Linked DNA regions of Mus musculus: all the other regions are linked to region 1. A link is a loop called in an ENCODE intact Hi-C map of the cell type or tissue named here. Cell type or tissue: left cerebral cortex. All regions are shown on one strand.

The links. Hi-C counts contacts between places; a loop is a spot of excess contacts. Peaks named below come from ENCODE experiments on the same cell type or tissue, not always from the same donor. Only the 100,000 strongest peaks of a DNase experiment are listed, where the experiment ranks them.
Region 2: a loop joins it to region 1, with 2.5 times the contacts of the local background. A loop is called at or near these places in 4 of 42 quality-filtered maps.
Region 3: a loop joins it to region 1, with 3 times the contacts of the local background. A loop is called at or near these places in 7 of 42 quality-filtered maps.

The regions. Positions count from the first base shown.
Region 1 is chr7:139,701,623-139,706,622 of GRCm38, reverse strand. No RefSeq gene overlaps it. Among named protein-coding and RNA genes, the nearest start is that of Gm32680, 20 kb to the right of the region's middle. In left cerebral cortex, a CTCF peak has its summit at 2,981 (motif pointing left); DNase peaks (open chromatin) are centred at 1,740, 2,396 and 2,972; H3K27ac peaks cover 1,323 bases.
Region 2 is chr7:139,831,274-139,836,273 of GRCm38, reverse strand. Adgra1 (adhesion G protein-coupled receptor A1) reads right to left here and starts at 2,100. Exons shown (of 8, transcript NM_177469.3): 1 at 1,747-2,100; 2 at 877-1,071. In left cerebral cortex, a CTCF peak has its summit at 2,151; DNase peaks (open chromatin) are centred at 499, 1,533, 2,076 and 2,563; H3K4me3 peaks cover 2,666 bases; H3K27ac peaks cover 3,907 bases.
Region 3 is chr7:139,842,493-139,847,492 of GRCm38, reverse strand. It overlaps Adgra1 (adhesion G protein-coupled receptor A1), which reads right to left. Exons shown (of 8, transcript NM_177469.3): 4 at 1,781-1,908. Among named protein-coding and RNA genes, the nearest start is that of Adgra1, 11 kb to the right of the region's middle. In left cerebral cortex, CTCF peaks have their summits at 466 (motif pointing left), 2,195 and 4,140; a DNase peak (open chromatin) is centred at 2,193.

The DNA.
Region 1 (5,000 bases):
AACGGCCCCCCAGCATGGCCCATGTCTTGGTGCCCAGAATGTGAATCTGTAGACCAAAAGGGTTTAAGACTACAGAGAAAAAACAGGTGGTGGACAGCTGTCCTCCTCTTGTGGGTTTCGCAGAGAACAGAGTCCAAAGAGGAGACAGACAGAGACTGCAGGGCTAGAGAGAGCTAGAATCACATCTAAGCTTTGAAGGTGAAGGTGGTCCTTGATACAGGAGGGCCATCACCCATACGTCTAAGAATGTGGAACACCAGAAGACCTGGGTGGGACAATGACCTCAGAACATTGGACAATTATGTTTAGGTTGTTAAAAGCCACCAAGTTTGGATGAATTTTGTTGTTGTTGTTTTTGCAGCCCCTGAAAATGAATACATGTGGCACACATTAATTAAAAAGCAATTAATTCTTATTTTCTGGGGAGATGCTTAGAGACTAGTTTAGTTTCCTGTACATCAGAAATCTGCCTGCCAAGTTGGCATCCTTGGAGGACTCCTGCCTAAATTAATGGCTGCTGACATACTGTTCATGAGTTTCCTGAGCTATGCTCAGTGGAGGATTTTTTGGAAGACAGAGCACTTGAACACTCGAGCCGCCACGCCTCTACCAGGTGTCCACAGCGCCCTGAGGCAGTGCCATCACCAGGTAGAGAGGTTCCGTCTGCCCTTTGAAAGCAGACCTCCATTGCTGCAGCACATGCTTACAAGCAGACTAGAAGACATCCTTCATTCACCTTGTGTATCATCCCAGAGTTGTTATCTAGATGCCTGTTTGCAGTGGGCATGCGCATGTGCATATAAATATGTGCATGCAGGTATGTGTGACGCTGCGTTATCTATGTATACATACAAGCATGCTTGTGCATGTGCTTGTACATTTGTGCGTATGTGTGCTATGCATGTGCACGTATCTGTATATACCTGCGTCCATGCCACATGTTTGCTCTGTGTGTCTATGTGTGTGTTTGTATGTGTGTGTATGTTTGTATGTATTTACTAGAATGTATATCCATTCCTTTGCTTGGTTATCCTGGTCACCTGGCCACTTTCTCTCCCAGCACAGGTGATTTTAGTGGCTAGAGGCCCTAGACATTCTCTAGAGCTTAGATGGCCTGGTCTCCATGGGACTCGGCTTCAGGGTTCTTCGGCTTTTCCACAGAGGGAATGCCTCCCTCGAGATGTTCACACAGCCTGGCTGCTCTGTGAACCTGGTAGTCCAGAAATTCTGTTCTCATCTGGGGACAGTTTAAAAACAGCTCATTGTGGTTCCAGGATGCACAAGTCTGCCTGCCGTCTGAGAACATGAGATAAGAGTCAGGAGGCCCAGTGTCTCCAAAGGTGCTGATGCAGAGACAATCTTCCCCCACCAGAAAGCTAGCAGCTGAGGCAGGTGGTCAGATGGCCTTGGCCTTGTTTCTGTGTGGAAGAAACCTGTGGTTGGAAGGGCCCCTGTGCTGGTTTGCTTTCTCATGGCCTCTGATCTCAAAACAGCTGGTCCTTAGGGGAAAACAACTTGCCGATCTTCAAGCTGGGGGACAGCTAGGGGTAGGAACCTGGGGTCTGGGAAAACCTGATGCTGTGGATGAGAAGAGATTGGGCTGCTCTGTAAGGACCTGAGACTAGGACAGTCTCTCTCTCTCTCTCTCTCTCTCTCTCTCTCTCTCTCTCTCTCTCTCTAAAAGCAGTAAAATATGAAACTATCTCACTAGGATTTGGCTGCAAGCCATGGCTCAGAAACCAAGCTACCAAGCTGGCCACGAAAGGAACCCAGTCAGCTCACAAATTGGGAGGAAGGGAAGGAGAAGGAAGGTAGACAGGGAGACTGTAGCTTCTGTGGCATGATCTTTGCTCTTCCTGGGCCCAGTCCTGCCCCCAATAGCCATCTGGAGCCCCAGCTAACCCCTGCCTACCTTTGAGAGTCGGGGGACTATAAGAAGGAGTGGCACCCTCTGGACTCCTCTTAGCCAGTGGGCTGCTACCCTGGAATGTCTCATTGTGAGTGAGATGCTTGTGAGCAAGCATTCATCACTCTTCCTCAGACTGCAGACCCTCACGTGGTTCTGCAAGTGCGCTAGGATCCTGCCTGGGGTACTTGCGCTCTTCCCAAGACAGATCAGGCTGCATTTGCTGGCTAGAGGGGGCAGAGGATAGGCTGCACTTCAGGGTATTCTGACAGCCTACTTCACTCCAGCTGCCCACCACACTGGGATGGGCTCCTGTGCTGATCTGCCTTTAGACCTGCTCATTTCTGCCCCAGTTTCCAGATCTTTACAGAAGAGCAGAGGTGCCTTTGCCATGGTCCTCTGCTTCCAATACTTGGCAGACATATACCTGTACTCAGCGTTCATCCCCACCCCCAGCATCTCCACCAGGCCAGGTTCTTCTTGTCTCCCAGACTCATTGGCATCCAGAGCATGCAAGCCTCCTTGTGTCTTGTCCAGCCTGAGTCTAAACCCTCCCTTTCTTCCCAGGGCCTTGTTTCTGCATGACAACCATAGCCAGGTGGCCAGGTGAAGATGTCCCTGGGCCCCTCTACCCAAGACCTTCTGAAGCCTCAAAACCTATGGGTGAAGAGCTGATGCTTGCCTGGCTTTAAATAGCTCTGCAGGGAGGTGAGGCAACTCAGCTCAGAGGACAGGAAGGTAATCACGCCTGACAAGTGTTATTTTTACCCAGATCTGTCCAGCTGCGGGGGGTGGGGGTGGGGGCTTATGTAACTAAAAGCAGGATATTTGCTAAGTCTAAGTAAACCTTCAAAAGTGGGAAGGGAGAAAGGGGGGAGGAGAAAGGAGGAAGAGAGGGAGGGGAGGACGAAGAAAAGGAAGAGAGAGGGAAGAAGGAGGAGAAAGATAGAAACAGAGGTGAAGGGAGGGTGGGTGTAGAGATGGAAAGAGAGAAGGAAGAAAGAGGAAGGGAGAAAATCGGCAGATGCCAGGTCAGCACAGAACAGCTGATACTTTCCTTTGCTGCCACCTGGTGGTCACCAGTGTCCTCTATAGGTACGGAGTCACCCACAGCACCCTGGAGTAAGCTGGGACAAGTGTAGCTAACTTAAGTGGGGCACAGGGAAGAGGCCTGCCAGCCTGTGCTGAGGACTGGGCCTTCAGCTCCCATCACAGCTAATGGTGATGTCTACCTGACCACAGAGCTTGGAGTGGATAGGGTGGAACTGATCGTCCACATCTGAGGATGGGGAAGCTGTCAGGAAGCAGTGAGCACCATGACACTTTCCTGTCCCAAGGAAGACACAGAGCATGCCGTCACCTACCAGGATCCTGAACTGAGGGTTCCAGACACTGTCTCGTAGGCTGGTGATAGAGATATCCAACATCTTGGGCTGGACCCAGGGACAGTGTATGCTTGAAGTCCACACAGCATGTAGAATGAATGGTTTAAGGCCCCTGCCCCTTGGGATTCTGGAAGGGCTGGTAAGTTACAATGTATGCTTCTATAACAGAGAGATATGGCCTCAAGGGGAAGGGGAAATGGCCCTCCCCTAGTCCCCATGAGTAAGCCTGTCTAAAATGGTTTGTTACCTCCATGAGCACAGCTCCAGCACAGCCCCATCCATACTAGTAGCCTCAGCCACCCGCCAGCAGGTTCAGATCTCTACAGTGAAAAAAGAGAGGCAGTATTTTGAAAGCGATGAAGAGGAGTAAACAGCATGATGCTCGTGCATATGGAGCCCCAGAAGGACATGAGAAAGACAGTAGACAAAAACCTAAGGGAATATGGCCAAGAGAAGTCCAACAAGCCTGAAGCAGAATAAACATAGAGAAGTCAGACCTAAACACACAGACCAGGAGCGAGTCGGTAGAGTGACCAGGGTTGGGGGTGGGGAGAAAAATGATCAGACAATGATGACACAGCCGGGCATGGTGGCGCATGCCTTTAATCCCAGCACTTGGGAGGCAGAAGCAGGCGGATTTCTGAGTTTGAGGCCAGCCTGGTCTACAAAGTGAGTTCCAGGACAGCCAGGACTACACAGAGAAACCCTGTCTTGGAAAAGAGAAAAAACAAAAAAACAAACAAACAAAAAATGATGACACAGCTTCCCACTGAGTTACAGGGAACGGACAGCAGAAAGAACACTTAATCACCCACAATTCTGTGTCTATTACGTATGTGACTTTTATTTGCAAAATAGATACATCTCCAGATAAGAAAGAAAAATTTAAAAACAGAAAGTCAACCAGAAGCATTCTATAGGCAACATGTACATAATTAAATGTGAAGGACTATATTCCTTTACTGTCTGATTATTTAAGAACAATGTGAGCAGTTTAACATAAAAAGGATTACATTGCCATTTATTAAACCTGCAGATTTAGACTATGGGACGGTGGCACAAAGGGACTGCAGTGGCTGAGGCTGCACTCTGTTAGGTGAAAGAGGATCTGTGTTTATGCTAAATAACTGAGAAAAGCCAAAGTTGTACTTTTTAACTCTGAGATCAGGGATTAAAATAACCATGCAAAGAGGCAGAGGGAAAGCATCCCCAGGAGAGTTAAAATTTGTCAACCGACTTTTAAAGAGGCAGCAGGAAGGGCCAGAAAAGCAAAAGAGGCGGAGAGGAAGGAGCAAGCACAGCATGGGTCACAGCAGTTTCAGAGGGTCCCCGGCTCCTCAGCTAAAAGGCTGGACTTGCCAGGCTGGAGGGCTCATGTGGCTCAGGGTCAGCTGCTTGTCTGGCATCCCCAGTGTTACCAAAATACTAAACAGACAGATAAAAGTCGAAAGGCATATGTTGGCTTATAGTATAGCAGGCTATATTTTAAAGATTTTTTTTTTACTGTTTTCATTGAAGTGGTGGGGGAGGGGGATCACACAGTGAGGAGGCATGCAGTGTGAGGATGTGTGCTCAGGGGCCACAGAGGGCATTAGACCCCCTCCAGTTGGAACTACAGGTGACTGTGAGTCTCCAACATGGGCACTGGGAACAAACTCAGGTCCTCCATAAGAGCACGCCTTGCTTTTTACAGCTAAGTCATCTTTTCA
Region 2 (5,000 bases), 130 kb before region 1:
CAGCCAGGGAGGCTAAAGTGATGTTAATTCGGGTAACAGGGATCTCTCTTCTTGGGCGTTTTGAGTGGAGCAAGAAGCAAGTGAGCAGAGATTCAGACAGAATGCCCCTTACTAGGCAGACACACAGGTCTGCACTGAGGAACCTATGCCCACGTCTGGGCTATGGACATGTTATCCTGGTGGTCATTGGCATTCCCAGCACGCACTCCAGCCCTAGCTGCCCCTGTCAGCTGTCCCTTAGGAGCATACACAATGCATTATTTACTCGGCTGTCAGCCTTCTTAGAGACCAATAGGCAGCAACCACAATACAAGCTTTAGCCTTCAGGAAGGGCCCCGCCACGTCTTGGACACTGTTCCAACCCGCTGACCACACTGCTCTTACCCTTTTCTAGTGTGAGAGAAACACCCTCCCCCCTCCTGTTGTAGCCTTAGCTGCCAAAGCCGGCTGACTTTCTGAGGAGCAGGGACAGTAGGAAGGGCTTGGTGACCTGACTGAGGCCCCCTTGAGTGGGAGGGAACCCAGTCTAGGACTAGACAAGGTTTCCCAGGGCATGGATGGATGCCACTCTGTTGATTAAATGCTTCGACATTGCCGCGTGCCTTCAGCTAATTAGTATGAACAGCACCAAGTGAGCCAGTGAGCAGACAGACCCTGGCAGGCAGCCAGAGACTCAATGTAGCCAGACCCCACTGCCCCCATAGAGTTATCCCACCCCAGGACTGACACAGGCTGGACAGCTGCTAAGTGCCTAACCACCCCATAACTTACTTTCCTGCCCAGGCCTCCTCCACCTAACAGAGATGGTAGCCCCTGATCTGATGTGAACGGCAGGGTTTTGGTCAAAGCTTTAGGCCCCTTGGGCTGTGTACTCACCATGAGCCCTGCAGAGTTAGGGAGGCAAGCGCACTGATGGGGTTGCTGGCACCGACCACTATGTTGCACCCTTCTCCCCTCTAGCCTCCATGGCCATCTGGAAGGTCAAGTCCCACACAGTCACGGTCGAGCTCCTGGGAAGGCTACCTCAGAGTGACTGTGTCAAGATGAATGGGGATCTGCAGGCTGACCCACCTGCAAAGACAATGCATGGTCAGAGTGCAAGGGAGCCTGATACTGGTCAATACCCAGGTATACTCAGGGGGCACTCAGTCCCTTCCCAAGTTTGCCCCTTTCTGGCTCCTATGAACCTGGCCAGCCTGTTGGAGTCCTTAGCTCAGGCTTCATCTGAGGCACCCAGAGAGGTGGTAACAACCTGGGCTTTGGGACTTGGGAGGAAACCTGGCTCCTGGCAGCCGGAAAGCATCCCTTAAGTAGTCTCTGCTCGCCATCCCAACATAAGACCGTAACTTGGTTATTTCGGGCTGCACAAGCCAGACCAGCATTATCAATTGAAATCAAGAGAGTCAAATAAACCTGAGTAAATCTCTCAGTGCCCAGGAAGACCTGGCAGGCAGAAGCTGCTGCTGCCGCCTGATGTAGCTAGATCTTGAGGGCTGGCGTCTCCCGCATGGACATTCTTGCTTGGCTGGAACTATGTGGTCTTGCTAAGGCTCCAAGCTCTAGACTTACCCAAAGTTATTCAGAATCCACCTTCCCAACAGCAAGAGTGGCCGAATCTCTCACAGCGTTTCTGCTCCAGAAATGGCCCTCATGAGTGGACACTGTGGCCGGCCAGTAGCTTGGGCACAAGCCCTACCCCTCCCCTTCCCTTCTCAGACATCAGGAGAAAGCCACCCAACTTCTCACCTATTTTGGTAAAGGCAGCCGAAGAGGCACAGGTCTCCTGCTTCTCACAGGCGAGATGTGGCATGTCCCTCGTGCTAGGGAACAGCTTTCTATGACGAAAGGCATGAGATTGGAGCTTATAAGTGGAGTTATCAACAGATTGCAGGGCTGCAGCCTGGCGACTGGCTGTGGCCAGAGCACTGCGCTGGGGACGGAGCTCTGCACCCGGAGGGAGTGAGTCAGAGCCGAGAAGAGCAGGCATCCAATGCGCTCTCTGCAGGCAGTTTCCAGCTCTGGGTTGGGGGACGCCAGCCGCCTGCGCGCCGGATTTCTGCAGCAACAGCCAGGGGAATGAAGGACCGGCCGGGAAGCAGGAGCTGTAACCATGGGGACTGGGGGAGGCGCGGACCGCGGCAGCGCCGTGCCCTGGCTCCCTGCGGCAGAGCGGGAATGGTTCTTCCCAGCCCGGCGGCCGGCTGCCCGTCACACTGCAGAGTCGATTTAAAGAGACAACCGACCAGGGTTTGCTGCTTGCTTCCAACCGATTCAGACAACTCACATTAAAGCATTTTCCCCAAAAGGAGGACAGGATGATGTTATTTCATTTTAAAAAGAGATCCCTGTCTCTCGAGGGCTGCAGGAACAGGAAGGTGAAAACGGAAATTGATTTTGGAAGAATCTTCACAATCCATGTATTAAAATACTGTTCAAATCCAAATTTTCCGAAACTGAGGTGAAGACTGTGTGAGCATGAGTCAGCAGGGCTGCTCCTGTCTGTGGACATGGCCTGGCGGGGCAGAAAGTGTCTTCCCTAACCCCAGTGTTGAACCCTTCTCCAAGCCTGGGCCAAAGGACTGAGTGTTGAGAAGGAAAGTGTACAGAGGCGTGAGTCAGAGTCCAGCTCATCTGCTGTGGGATGGCTTGGCCCAGACTGGTTGCCTGAGGGGAGAGTTGGATCAGGTCAAGCTTTTTCACAAAGTTTATCCCCTTGGCAGATGTTGGCATGACATTGTGATTAGGAGACACCTGTTTGGGGACCATTCCCTTCCCTCTCCACCTGGCTCCTTTTCTTGTAGCACCTCCATCCCACCTAGCAACTTTGCTCTTCAGGTGCTGTTAAAGCTAGTGTCTACTCTAGGAGGCCCCTAGGTTCTTGCTACTCTGGAGTTTAAAGGATTGGAAGCTAGAGTTCCTGGGGCAGGGGAGGTAGTTAAAGGATCATAAAGATAGAATTAGACCCAGGGACATTGTGATTTTTGTTTTAGAAATCCTGTGGTGTGTAACCTCTGGGTGGGGTGTGGTCAACTCTCCTGTCCCAGTCCTCAGTGGGAACACTGAGCCCCGAACTTCAGATAAGGGACTTGACCCTGAGGAATTCTGTCTGCTCAGCACCCTATGAGTGATGGAGGCCTCCATGTGTTCTGAACTCTCAGAGTCTCTTCTCCAGGAACTGGAGGCCAGCCAAAGTCCCTGATGGATCCTGGATGATAGTCTTAGTCGGGTGGATAGGGAACGGGGCAGAAAGGAGAGCAGGAAGTATGTAGGGGGAGGTGGCTCTGAATCAGAGTAGGCTCTGACACTGGTCTTCTGCTCAGGGCTCCAGGTCTGTCACAGGTGGTCCAGGCCCTCAGGAGAGGCAGAAGAGGCCTGGCTACTGGCCCCTGGACTCTATGTACTGCGTGAGTGATGATTCTCAGCTTCTTCCTGGAGTGGCCAGAAGGAGTCTATCTCCTTGTATTGTGTAGCTGAAGTTTCCAAAAACAGAGCCCAAGGCCTGGCTTTATAAATACTCGGGCACTAAACCATTCATAATGGTCACATATGCCTCTCTACATTTGTGCCAGGGCCTAGGTTGGAGCTGCCCATGGAGGGCATCACTTCAGGCTTAGTCTCTGGGGTACCACTGGAGACAGGTGCCGTGATGACCTGCATGGTGAGCCATGTTTTATATCAGTGGTCCTCAGCCGTTCTAATGCTTCAACCCTTTAATACAGTTCCTCATGTTGTGGTGAACCCCAACCATAAAGTTATTTTTGTTGCTACTTTATAACTGTAGTTTTGCTACTGTTATGAATCACAGTATAAATATCTGTGTTTTCCTATGGTCTTAGGTGATCCCCATGAAAGAGTTGTTCAACCCCAAGGTTGAAAAGTTCCTAGTTGAGAACCCCTGTTCTATATCAACACAGAATCTTCGATGGTATGGGGAAACGGAGGCATGATATAGTCAGATGTACTTCTGGTTACCACCCAGCCTTTGCTGTTGCTCTGGGAGACCCCCTGTCCTATTTGCTAGACAGGCCACACTTGCTTCTTACTAGAAGCATAGCTGCCTGTGGATTGCCTTTTCTACATAAGAAAACCTGATATTTGTGGCTCAAGGCTCAGATCTCATATCTCTCAACACTGGGAGTAATGTAAATGACCCTGCAGTTAGGAACCTGCCCCTACACAAGGTTCCAAGAGGCCCAAGCTTTTTCTAGTCTGCTCCTCTGGGCATCTCCAGCTGGGTGGATTCTGTGTTGCTATGGGACACAGCCTGATCTCTGGGCATTATGGAGATAGTCATCGCAGAATAACTGCTAACTCTCCAAACTGGTCCAAGAGAGCACAGGAAAAGATCAAGGCTAGGACAAGACAATGAACTAACCCTCACCTGAGACCATGGGGATGCAGGCGATGAGGACCCTTACACAGCATAGGTAAAATCCCTCCATGTTGGGAAATGACAATCTCTGCCCCACAGGTTGGGTCTTTGCTTAGGGGACATTCTGTTTACAAAAGTTCCCCAAGTCCAGTTCTTGCAGAGATGCCAGTAGAGGGTGACAGTCACATGACAGCATCTATGACAGTCACATGAGCAGTGGTGTCTGGCAAGGAGCTGGCTCATGGGACAGCAGGACAATGACAATAGAGATGACTTGCCTGCAAGTCTCCAGCACGTGCTGATACTTTGTCCTTGAGGATTTCATGTTAAGACGACTCCAGCTATAGTCCTCAGGCCTGTCCATTGCCAGGCAGGTTATCCTACCTCGTCATCCAGGGTCATCTTCATAGGTAGTAAACCGGAAGTGACTGTTAACATTCACAACATTTACAAAGTTCCCTCTCTGTAAACCTCCACATGTTTGGCTGAGACAGGATAGTCCCTGTAGACACACAGCACGGAACATCTCATCATGGCCAGATTCATAAAGGGCCAGACAGCACCTCTCTTTAGGCTCTGTGGGCTAGGTCTTCCTAACAGCACCCCACCTTGCTGGTGCAGACAAGCC
Region 3 (5,000 bases), 140 kb before region 1:
TCAGCAGGTTTTCACAGAAGCAACGCTTGCAAAGGCTTTTGCAGTTTCTACCCCCCTACGCCCATTTGACAGAGACAGGCTTGTCTGGGGTCTCAGAGGGGGAAGTCACGCCCATAATTCCTGGGACCACTTCTCTCTCTCTCTCTCTCTCTCTCTCTCTCTCTCTCTCTCTCTCTCTCTCTCTCTCTCTCTCTCGTAGATGTCTGATTGACTTTGGTTATGATAATTTCACCAGCATGTCTCAGTTCTGCCTAGCTAGCCAGGGCAGGGCCAGCATTGTTCAGCCTATGACTCTGACTCCATCATGGTTGTGTACCTGTCTAAGTCTCATCCTACAGCTTCTGCGGTCTGGGTGTGCTTCTCAAATTCTCTGCTGAAGGGGGTTGGGGAGGTGGCTCAGTGGTTAAGAGCACTGGCTGCTCTTCCAGAGGTCCTGAGTTCAATTCCCAGGCACCACATGGTGGCTCACAACCATCTGTAATGCGATCTGATGCCCTCTTCTGGTGTACTCATATACATAAAATAAATAAATTTCTTAAAGAAATCTCTGCTGAAACTCGATTGTCAGCACGATGGTATTAGGAGATGCTGGGATGGAATCTCATGAACAGGTTTAGTGCCATTATCAACGAGGCCCCTAAGGGTCCCCTTAACTGGAGGACTTAGAGAGAATGCCATCTGTGTACCAAGACATGAGTTCTCATCAGACACCAAACCTGTTCAATACCCTCGCCCTTGAATTCCAATTTCTAGACCTGTGAAGAACCAATTTCTATTCTAGCCATTGTTATCAATCAGCCACTCTATGGTAACTTGTGAGAGCTGCCAAAGTAGACTAAGAACAGTTTTGGATCAATCTTCTCCCCCAACAGTGCCCTTGACTTACCAAGCCTCCACTTGTGTCTGCCTATGGCCTAGGCCTAGGCATTACTCATAATTTTAATTATGGGGTTGGCTGTGGCTATGGCTGAAATCCCCTTCTTCTATCTCCTTGTGCAGCTTCTATGGATTCAGGCATACAGAAGTCACACACATCTCGTTCCCAGACAAAGGCACCCAGAAACAAGCTCAGAAGTAGACCTCTGTCTAGAAGGTCCTTAGATTAAAAAGTCACAATAGAGAGGGGACTTCAAGGACCCTGCAAGCATGACCATGACCTCTTAGGATGCTGGAACCAATATGCTTCCATTTCAGGACAGACTTGTTTTACATAGTTTTACAAGAACTCGGAGGCTGATGTTAAGAAGTCCCAGTGAGGGCTAAGAGATGGCTCAACCTTTAAGAGCACTGGGTGTTTTTCAGAGGTCTGGGGATTGGTTTTCAGCATCTGCATGGAAGCTTGTATTTATCCTTAACTTTAGTTCTAGGGAATCAGGCACCCTCTACTGGCCTCCTTGGGCACATACACAGAACACATACATACATAGAGGCAAAACACTCATACCCATAAAACAGAAAGAAAGAAAGAAAGAAAGAGAGAGAGAGAGAGAGAGAGAGAGAGAGAGAGAGAGAGAGAGAGAGAGAGAGAGAAAGAGGGAGGGAGGGAGGGAGGGAGGGAGGGAGGAAGGAAGGAAGGAAGGAAGGAGGAAGGAAGGAGGAAGGAAAGAAAAGAAGAAAGAAAGAAAGAAAGAAAGAGAGAGAGAGAGAGAGAGAGAGAGAGAGAGAGAGAGAGAGAGAGAGAGAGAAGAAAGAAGGCTCAAGTCCCAGGATGGAAGGATTGGGGTTTCTCCAGTACTCCTTGTGGTCACTATGCTGGATAGGCTGGGGTGGGCTTCCTTACCTCTGATGCAAGATGTAGGTGATGACAGAGGCAAGGAGACACAGGAGCATGACCGCGGTGCAGGCATACACCACAGGATGCAGGAACTCCCCTGGGTACTGGGGCAGGGAGAGGACAGTCTTCAAATCCTGGAAAGGAAGAGGAGTGTGGAGTGACTGATACGGATGGCCAGGGCTCTTTATGTGACTTGTCAGATGTTTCAGGAGGGGTCAGGCTGGTAGCAGAGAGGGACTCTCTTTAGTGACTACTAATGCAGGAAGGGTGTAGGGTGGAGTATTCTAGGAGCCCAACTGGGGTTGGTGTCTTCTCAGGGCTGCTCAGCTGAGAGCATCTGCCCCTGACTCTGAGAGCATCTCCTAGAGGCAGCATTTCCACAGTGCTTATATCTATCCATGTCACAGATAGAGGGCAGGCAGGCACCAGCTTCCACTGCCTGTGTGCCTGCTGCCATCAGACAAGCTACAGAACACTTAGCCTCCCCAACACACTTTTGCACCCCACGCTCATTGACACTATTTTTTAAAATGGTTCCCTAGGGGAATTCTCCACCAGTTTTCAGCACGTCCTAGGGGCATTAACCCAAGCAGATGGAGAAAGAGATGTTATAAGCAATAGGTAACCTCAGGACCCTTTCTGGCTTCATCCACTCTACTGTGTATCAGAACTGAAGTAAAGGGCTGGAGGTCACAGTTCAAATGAAAGCATGGCTTTCCTGGGATAGGGGCAAAACAGAGAAATGAATATCTGGGTTGGAAATCCTTAGGGCCCTGGGGTGGGTGTCCTTGCCACTATGTTTGGGGCAAGAGGGTCAAGTCTCTGGTTGACCTTGAAGAGACGCCTGGTCAGTGGGCAGCCAGGGCTTCTGCCCACAGTGTCCCCATACCCATCACACTTCTGGGTCATAGCTGATGCAGGGAAGGGGTCTGAGGGTAGCACATGAGGACATGGGTAGCACATGAACAACTAACTCTCTGGAAGACATGAGGCTCAAAAGGTGAGATGCCACGTGGCCTGTGTCCATCCCAGGTCATGATTTCCTAATGAGACATTGCAAAGCTAGCTCTAGAGCAGGTCCATTATACTTCTCTTGATTGGAGATCCCCACATCCTACCCGCCTAACCAGGAAACTTCCCACCCTTGGCCCAAGGTCCTGGGAAGGGGAATCTGTAGTCTAGATAGCTACAAGTTGGCACAGCTAAGGGAGAATGACCTATAGCGCCATCACATCTCTGACCCAGGAAGCCCTCAGAAGTGCTGGCCAGGCAACAATTGCAGGAGGAGCCTGTGCCTGAGGACAAGGCTCCTGTAATGGATTGAGGGTTTCTGAAGGGGGTGAGTGTACTGTTTCCCCAAGGAATGTGTCTTCAACCGTGCCTTGCTTCCTGGACATCCAGCACCTTGTCTGGAGGGTCAGCTCAGTTATGCGGCATACTTGGGGCATTTGCCCATGGGTATTTTAAGGAACACAGCCAGAGACGACCTCACTCTCCAAGCAAATAAGAGCCTCCGTTAAGATCTCCTGAGTGCCCCTGACTTCAAAGCCTCAGGTGCTTTCTATAGTGTGTTAAGTGGAGGGTCCCAGACTCAGTGTAGAGCAGCCGCTTCCAGGACACTTGATCTGCATGGGGGAACCACATGTCCTTCCTTGGTGTCTGTCTGCAGGGAATTTACTAGGTGGTGATAGAGGACACTCTGGCTCCCGTGAACACCAAGGCCATTATTCTGCTTGTCTCGGCTCAGCTGCTTCCTGTCAGACAGAAGCCAACTTCTGAGTCACGGGGAGCAAGCTTCCTGATGAGATCAGGATAGCCACATACCTGATGAGCTCGTGCTAATGGGAGGTGGGGGGGCATGGGGTTCTAAGAACTCTGGGTTCAACTGGGCCCAAGTGACAGCTCCAGGTTCCTATGCACATGGGTTTTTTCATGGGAGTCTTAGGATTTTGATCCATTTTTACCATTGTTGCTAGTGAGGGAGGGAGGGAGGGAGGGAGGGAGGGAGGGAGGGAGGGAGAAAGGGGCAGGGGCAGAGAGAGAGAGACAGAGAGAGACAGAGAGAGAGACACAGAGAGAGAAATAAGAGAGAGAGAAGGGAAGAGATTATGAGAGCAAGAGAGAGAGAAGGGAGAGAGACTATGAGAGAAAGAGAGAGAGAAAACAAAAGTGCAAGTGAGCTTCCAAGGACAGTCCTTGCCTTGCAGTTAGGTATCTTCCCTGGCACCAAAACTCTATAATGAAGGCCTATCTATGGACGGGGTGTGAGGCTGTCACAGGGCTTGTGTGCCTGATGGTATCAGACTCCGGTGATGGGAGGGATCTGAGGCAGCCAAAGAGGGCAGAGGGCTCAGCTCTAAGCAGAGCGGTGCTTGCAGTGCCCCTGGTGTTCTGAGTTGGGAGCACTGCTCCACATTCCCTATAAGAACCTGATCTATGGCTTGGATTCATAGAGCAAAGCCTCGCGGGAGGCCAAATAACAAAACAGAACTGTCTTCATGTAGCAGGCAGGAAGCTCAGAAGCCAGCCTGCTATGCAGTGATTTTTTTTTCCTAGGATGCTGTCCAGACAGGATCACAGTCTTGGGCTGAAGGGCTCATTTCTCAGCTGGACATTGACAGGGGGAGGCCTCTGACCCTTTGGTGGCTCTGTAAGCTTTGGAGACCTGGCCTGGAGGGGGATTGGCATCACCTATATGAAGACAGACTTCCGATACCAGGAACAAGATGACCCAGAGAATGACCAATGAGCTTGGTGAAAAATGGGGTTTGGTTTGGCTTCCTGCTTATTTGTATCAGAATGATCAGCAGTGCCTTTCTGCATTTTTAGAGGTGACATTTAAAATTCAAAGTAGGCAATGCAAAATGGAGATGCATTTCATATTTTAAAGTTCACACATGGGCAAGTTCCTCTCAAGGAGTCTACTGTGCAAATGTTCCTTGGGCAAGATTCCAGTGATCTGACATGGGGTCAGGCAAAAGCTGCCTGGCTTGAGGACAGTTCCCTCTGTAGCTGTGGAGCCAGAACACTCTCAGAGCAGTCATGGTGAGCCGAGCCTGGCTTCCAGGTCACCATATAAGAGCTCTCAAATGACCAAAGCCTGTTGTCCAGCCAGCTGTCACTTGCCCTCACAAATTACAGCTAACATGCTGATAACCGCATGCTCCTGGCTGCCGGCTACCCAGTTACCACACACGTTCCACAGGAACTCTACATCAGTGAAGTC